Regions from separate parts of the Homo sapiens genome. Here regions 1 and 2 are each linked to region 3. Evidence: read pairs that join two places in POLR2A ChIA-PET (ENCODE). Cell type or tissue: OCI-LY7. All regions are shown on one strand. Region 1 overlaps STRBP (spermatid perinuclear RNA binding protein). Region 2 overlaps DAB2IP (DAB2 interacting protein). Region 3 overlaps STRBP (spermatid perinuclear RNA binding protein).

Evidence for each region. Peaks named below come from ENCODE experiments on the same cell type or tissue, not always from the same donor. Only the 100,000 strongest peaks of a DNase experiment are listed, where the experiment ranks them.
Region 1: POLR2A ChIA-PET joins it to region 3 with 6 read pairs; 2 of 35 experiments call an interaction of 5 or more read pairs at or near these places.
Region 2: POLR2A ChIA-PET joins it to region 3 with 5 read pairs; 1 of 35 experiments calls an interaction of 5 or more read pairs at or near these places.

Annotation. Positions count from the first base shown.
Region 1 is chr9:123,251,587-123,254,086 of GRCh38, reverse strand. All of the region lies in intron 1 of STRBP (spermatid perinuclear RNA binding protein), which reads left to right. Among named protein-coding and RNA genes, the nearest start is that of STRBP, 16 kb to the left of the region's middle. In OCI-LY7, no CTCF peak of the experiment used is centred here; no DNase peak of the experiment used is centred here.
Region 2 is chr9:121,729,914-121,732,413 of GRCh38, reverse strand. All of the region lies in intron 3 of DAB2IP (DAB2 interacting protein), which reads right to left. LOC105376257 (a long non-coding RNA gene) reads left to right here. Exons shown (of 3, transcript XR_930314.4): 3 at 1-170. Among named protein-coding and RNA genes, the nearest start is that of DAB2IP, 80 kb to the right of the region's middle. In OCI-LY7, no CTCF peak of the experiment used is centred here; a DNase peak (open chromatin) is centred at 1,133; H3K27ac peaks cover 1,188 bases.
Region 3 is chr9:123,166,489-123,168,988 of GRCh38, reverse strand. The region is part of intron 6 of STRBP (spermatid perinuclear RNA binding protein); the gene reads left to right. Among named protein-coding and RNA genes, the nearest start is that of MIR600HG, 52 kb to the right of the region's middle. In OCI-LY7, no CTCF peak of the experiment used is centred here; DNase peaks (open chromatin) are centred at 278 and 1,328; H3K4me3 peaks cover 2,272 bases; H3K27ac peaks cover 2,500 bases.

The sequences.
Region 1 (2,500 bases), 85 kb before region 3:
ATGTTCAATTGGAATAATTAAGATTTTTTCCCCCTCGTTCCTTCTGAAAACGTTTTTTTAAAAGGCTAACCATTTTAAACTGAACGATTCAGTTTAAATGAAACATTCACAATGTTGAGCAACCACCACTTTATGTAGTTCCAAAACATTTTCATCACTTCAAAATAAAACCCCTTACCCATTATGCAGTTTGAAAAGTTTTTAAGCAATTAGAATAAAAATCTTTGCTGTGACAAGTAAGGTCGACTAGGGCAAGTTTGTATTACAGGTCACTCCTAGTGCTTTGTTGCCTGCTTCCGATTTGCCAGTGAGAAACAGAGTATCCTTCTTATGCTATTTAATAGTGATATTACAAACAGCAGCAACATCAAAAAAGAATGTGTCAGGCACATAATGAATAATAATGCTGATAGCAGGCATGCGTTGTGCATATTATTGTTAATCTTCACACTAGCCTTTCAAAGTGGTTACTGTATTTCTGATGAGAAAATGAAGCCTTGTTCAGTAACTCTAGAATCACTTAGCTGATAAGTGGTCAATCTGGGATTCAAATCCATATCTATTTGGCTTGAAAAGTTGGGTGTTCTTGTCACTAAATTTGGGAATGAGCAGGCAAAAAGAAACACATGGAAGGAATCATCTCGTTTGAGGGATTCAGTACTCTCTTAGCAGTACAGTGTGTAAGGGAAGGGGATTTGAGTTTGTTAGTCCTGTTGGTGTTTGTTAGTTGCCACTTTATCCTGTCCCACTATGATTTGTATGCACAGGAGGAAAAACAAAATAGGAAATAATCTTTGGAACTCTTTATGGACATTATCATGAACAATTAGAAGAAATGGCAATGTAGCTTCTGACATTTGTTCTTAGAAATTATCTGTTTCTTTTTTTCTTCTCTTTTAATGAGTCTTTATATGATTTTATTTTAAATTCATAAATTGATTTGCTTGAGTGGTTTAGTCTGAGCAGTATTGGAACTTGATTGATTTCCCATTTTAAGATCCTTTTAAAAAGTGGTGATTCAATTCCAGTGAAGCATAACTCAAATTGTGTGTATTGAAGACTTTTGTAATTACATTTTTGCCCCTATTAAAAAACTTTATTTTAGCTTTTTTAAAGTTTGAAAGAACTTTTGGTAGGCCAGTTGTCAGTCATTCCTTTGAAAGCCCCTAGTAAGTCACCTCATAAACCTTGTCACTTTTCTACTGTGTTTTGGCCCGAATCATGTTACTTCCCTTCAGTAATAGGCCCTGGGGTAATATGTTAAAATATGCTGGCTTTGGGTAAAAAGGATGGTATCATGTAAAATACAGCTCTCTGGCTACTTTGGACAAAGAGATTTTTTTAAGGTTATGTGAGCATAACAAGAATATAAGGTATAGCAATAGCAGCCATCTACAAATGTCTTGAGTGTGTGTATTGATAGTTATCCAAAGAAGTATAGATTTTTGACAGTGACCTTGTGACTTTCGCTAATATCTAAATACTAGGTACTTCCATAAATGGATTTTAAGCTTTTAAAAACTTTTATTTAAAAGTTTTAAAATGCCCTTGTAGCTTGGCTCAAATATTACACATTGCTTTTCTGTTTTGACCTAGTGGTGACATTTCATTCTCTCTGAAACCAGCAGAAATGTACTGTGAAGAGTACAGGCTCTGGAGTTGGTCAGATTTGTTTTCAAGTCTTTGTCACTTACTAGCTGTAAGACCTTTCCTCTTTTAAAATGAATATCTTATGTTACAGCTCTGTAGCGTTAGAGGTGATGTCTCTAAAGGGCTCAGCACAGTATCTGGCACATAGTGAATTGTGTTCAAATGGTCCGTGTTATAGGAAGAAGTCTAAATTTTGATAGCCTAGCCAACATCACGGTGCAAATACAGGAAAACCTCATCTGTATACTGTCCTGCAATCAGCACGTTTCTTCTTGGATTTGTGTTTTGTTTGTGTGTTGAAGTGCCATGTGTCAGTTTTCACCATTTCCTGCAACTTTTCCTTTTTCTCAGAAATGCCTGGCAAATACCTTCATTGGGTATTGTATAATTGAGCTAAAAAAAAAAAAATAGATGGTGCTATGCAAGCTAATGATGAGGGATTTGCTCCCTTATAGCAATCCCTTTCAGTTAGGTATTCCTGTGTAGCATGTTAACAGGTGCTTACCACCCTTAGAGATGTCAGCTGGCCGAATGCCCAAGCTTATGCCAAAGAAGGGAGGGAGCTTTTGTTGTCTGGAATGAAAAGTATACAATGCCTACTAAATGCTTATAGTGTATTTCATGATGATTGTTAATGTTAAAGCATGAAAAGCTATATCTTAGCCTAATAATTTTACTCATTACTTCCCCATTATTTGCATTGTTTCTCTTGTTCTGTTTAGAAAGACATACAAAGGACTTTTACACTGTAACTGTAAGGTTGAGGTTGTGATGAATTGCAATCTAAGAATATTAGCTATGGAGGGGACTTTGGAGATCAGCTATACTAACCCTCTTATCTTGTACATGA
Region 2 (2,500 bases), 1.4 Mb after region 3:
TTATGGTGATGACTTTGGCTGGCAGAGAATCCTGGAACCTTTTCTCCACAGTGATGTTGACACATGTTCACTCCAAAAATGTAATGTTTCCATCAAAACATTTAGTGGGAGTAAATTCCCACCCATGCGACATCTCTAAAAAATATAGAGTAAATTTACTCGAACAAGCAGTGAGACATGGTCAGCATTTTTCTTTCTTGGTTGTCACAGTGCCAAGTACTAGGCAACACCCAGCATAGTGTGCCAGGGGCTGAATGCTACCAAGAGGCAACGGAAAGAGGACGGTTACAGTTTATGAGCCTGTGACTGCTGGTTCTATTGTACAAGACGCCGGGATCAACCTGGGCAGTCCCCTCAGCCCTGGCCCCCCAGAGAGTCCAGTGCCACTCTGGGCTCCCACCAGAGCCATTTCTGTGTCTGTGGCTAGGTCACTTGCTGCTTAGTCCCCAAGTCCTGCGTCCACCCCACCAGAGTAGGGCCCAGCCATCACCACACCATGTCTACACGAGGTCCGAGGCCTAAGTTCACATGCATGCTTCCTGAAAGGTCAGGGAACTCAAGCCTCCCTAAACACTCCCCAACCCTGAGATCAGCAATAATATCGTGGGGTAGTGCAGGGAGATCCTGCTCTACACCCAGACCCCAAAAGAAGAGATCTAATGCCAGGTACTGTAACCCGGGCACCTGGAGGTCAGTGGTTGTGGGTAGGTCCCAACCAGCCCCAGCCCCAGCCCCAGCCCCAGCCCCACTGGGCAATCTGAGATGACCGTGAGGCCAGAGCAGTCCATTCTTGGGGCAAGCCCAGCACTCTGCAGCAAGAAGCTGGAGGAGACAAGGAAAGGCCCACTGGCCACCACTCTGTTCCCACTTCCCCATGTAACCAGACAGCAATTCTATAACAAGACAGCATTTATAACCACTATGCCTCGCCTCCTTAGATACTCCCTACTTCAAGGAGGGCAGAGGGGCAGCCTCTGCTTTGGTTTCCTCCCAATGTTTCTCTAGACTCCATTCCGTCAGCCATCTGGCACAGTGCTGCCATGTGTGATATTAACCTCCTTGCCGTGACATGTGCCAGAGGGAGAGAGATCACTGTTCCCATTTTACAGATGTGAAAACAGGTGCACCGGGTTAAACAACCAGTCCAAGGCCACCCAGCTGGGAAGGAAGTGACACCAGGAGCCAAACAGGTGAACAAGACACCCGGTCTGTCCTCAGGAAACTGGCAGTTTAGTAGAGAGGGGAAGGTACACAAATATTAGGACCAAACAAAAAAATATATATAACAGGCTGTAGGCCCAGAAGATGTGGTGAAAAGTGTCCAGGGCAGGGCCTGGACCAACAGGGGACCTAGAGAGACTGCAGGAGCATTTCCAGTTTGGGAGCAGGGAATCAGGAAAGGTATCTGGAGAGAACGATGTCCAAGCATATCCTTCTTCAGAGATCTGTGTCCCCAACAACTTCTGTGCCCCCACCAACTTCTGTGCCTGGCACATGGTGCACACTTCTCATTGCCAGGAGGGTTAACCCTGGGCAGGCTGCTGGCATGTACACTGCAACCCATCTACAACAGGACAGCCCAGCCCTGTGAGGTATGTCAAATTATGCCTCCTTTACAGGTGGGATCAGAGGAGCAAGGCAGTCAGGTTCTTTGCTCCCAGTCACACAGCTAGAAAGTGCCAGCTGTGCCTGACTCTAAGGTCTGCTTCTCCCACAAGCACTTCATTTCTCTAAGCCTTAGTTTCCTCATCTGCAGAAACTCTGCTGCAGATGCACCTCCCCTACAGATAGGTGTTGGACATTAAATGTCTAATACCTGAAGCCTAGGTCCCTGGAGGTGCTGACCACACAGTTACGGAGCCTGGACCCACACTGGCCCAGGGACCCTGCCCCTGCAGCCTGCTGGGCGAAAAAGGAGAGGGTGATAGGTTCTATTCACTGACTCCTCTCTTCCTGAGCCAAGCTTCCCAAGGAATGGCTACCAATATGGAGCTATAATTGGTGAGCCTGGCAGTGCAGGGCCCAGCAACAGACCCGGCGGGTGATGCTGTTGCAGGAAAACAGCTGAGCACAGCAAATATAGCCGTTGACCCAATTCAGTTCTGTTCTGTCTTCGAGAAAATAATTGAGTTTAAATGAATAGGTTTCCCATGTCCCTTCTGGCCTCGGGAAGGGTGGAAAGGGAGAGGAGGGAGATAGGAACAGTTCTTCAGGCTTACTGTTGCTTATTTTTGAGTCATTAGGCCTGTGAAAAGTTTCTTTCTTTCCTTGGCGGCCAGTGGGGGTTGGACATGGCTGGGAGGCAGCGAGGTGGAGTGAGAACCACAAAGCGTGGAGATGAGGATGGAGGTTCAAGTCCTGACCTTACCAACAGCTTTGTGGAGTGGCCCAGCTGGTCCCCTCTGGGCCCCAGGCTCCTTATCTGCAGAATGGGAACACTATAACCCCACACACACCCACACACCTCCCAAGGTTGCTGGGAGGAGCCTTCCAGGGAGAA
Region 3 (2,500 bases):
TATGATTTATGTGAGAATCATGCTTTAAACTAACTTTCTTCTGAAGTTAAGAAGAATTGCTGTCTGGCAGCGTCATCCTCATAAAAGTAGAGAAATGTATTCAGTTATTGGTAGTTTTGAGAAGTTCATGATGGAATTGTGGTGGGCTTCTTTTTCTGATGTTTTTATCCTGTCAAGTTAGCTTGTTTCTGCCTCTCATTCCCTAGAAACTTGCCAGGTGGTATTTCTCCTGTGTCAAACCTTTGACCAGCTGGCTACTCTGTCATGACAATTTAGAGGCATTGCAGCCTATCTGGGCCAGTGGGGACTCCCTGTTGCTATTTTTCATCACCAGACTTTCAACAAGTCCCATTGCTTACTCCCTTACCTGAAATACCAGTGCCGCAGTAAATATTGGTCAGTTTCTTAGTTTATTTCAACTTGGTGATAAGGGTAGAGAAAAAGGTACCAGTAAAGTTGGAGTTTTAATTTTTGAGAGACATGACTCATAGAATCACTTAAAGTAAAAGTGATAGACTCTTTTTAAAAAAATGCTTTTTGGGATAACTAAAATCATCTATATCATAACTCAACAGATATAAACCAGACACATTTATGAGTCATATTTTAAAATCAAAGGGCATCCAATCTATAATTGAGCTTATGCCTATGCATTAAAATTTTTTTGCTGTATGTAGTATCTATAGCACCTCTGAAGAACCAATCTTAAATGGCTTAATTTTTTTAACAGCTTTACAGTTCACCATTAACTGTAGAACTATAAAATGATTTCTGAAGTGTCAAGATAAATGTTAATTCTGGTAAGATGTGTTCTACTTGACCCTCTAGTATAAAACCAACCATTTCTAAGTAGTGTTGTAATTATAGGTATTATTAAAAATTATTTGAGTATAAGGAGATGAGAAAAAGACTGAAGTTGCCAAAGGCTAAGTTAATTACATGTTTGCTTGTATCTGTCAGCATCCCTTTCATTTTTTTTTTTTGAAAGTATTAAGGGAACATCAGTCATCTTTATTCCTTGGTTTTGTGTACTTATATGAGATTTTGTCATAGCTTTCAGTGATACCTTTAAACTTAGCCTGTTGCCTTTATAACTTTAACTTCTGTTTAGAGAAGCTGAAAACATTCTTAGTATATTGTACTCTTGCTAGAAACTATTATAGAATAGATTTTGTAATAAAGTAAGAGAGTCATAGTCTCTCTTCAAGGTGTTTGAGTTACTGAAGGATCCAAAGACCTCTATGAGCTGAATCTCATCAGCTGTTATATGGGATCAGGTAAGGTGAAGGAATCAGCTTTGATCTAATGTTTTACACATCTTACTTCCTTTTTTTTTTTTGAATGGCAGAAAGATTTGCTTTGCTGTTGTCCTTAACATCCCAGCCCTGTTGACTCACTTGATATCTTTTATAATTTGCTCGTTTTTTCTAACTTGGGCTTTGTCAAAGACAATTTTTGATTTTTGTTACTGGTTTGTGTATTCCTGGGCAACTTGGAGGATCTGGTCTATAATTACGCACTTCAGACCTGGGCTGTACGATTCTGTTTTCTCACACTAGACAGCTGCTCATCCCCTTGATGCAGTTCTTTTCAGCTGCATGGGATAAAAGCACAAGATTCATTCAGGTCCCAGGAATTTGTGGGGCTGAAAGTTACCCTTTTTTCTCCTAATTTATACTTTTTTTTTTCTCAAAGTTAAAAAAAAATCCATTGTAACTTTTTTCTTGGAGACATTTTCCTGTAGTATCTCAACTTTCCTTCACCTACCCCCACCCAAACAAACTGTTCACAATACATACACACCTCACATCTTTCTTTTTTCTGTCTTAACTTGCCACATATTTGGGTAAAATCTAAAAAAGGAAGAAAAAAAAAAGAGTGGTTGAGAGCAGACAGAACCAGAGGACTGGGGCATGAAACTTATTTCCTCAGGATTGTGCAATGGATCTAACTACCTACTCCTTTCAAATCACGATTTACATTTTAAATTGCCATAATACAGAGTGAATCTCTTTGGTATTGTTTACTGTTTCATAGGTAAGTTTCCTCCTATGTTTTCCGTTGTCTTTCTGTATTCTAACCCTTTACTTGAACGCCCTGTAGAATAACCATATCCCCATTACTACGTTTCCTGCTAATGAAGGCATAGAAGCACAGATCTTGGTGTGCAGCAGTCTTTCGTTTGGCTTGTTTTTTTGTTGTTGTTGTTGTTGTTGTTGTTGTTGTTGTTGTTGCTGGAGACAGTCTTGCTTTGTTGCCCAGGCTGGAGTGCAGTGGCATGATCTCAGCTCACTGCAACCTCTGCCTCCTGGGTTCAAGCAATTCTCGTGCCTCAGCCCCCTGAGTAGCTGGGACTACAGGTGCATGCCACCATGACCGGCTAATTTTTTGTATTTTAGTAGAGATGAGGTTTTGCTATGTTGCCCAGGCTGGCCTCGAACTCCTGAGCTCAGGCAATTTGCCCGCCTCGGCCTCCCAAACTGCTAGGTGTGAGCCAGTG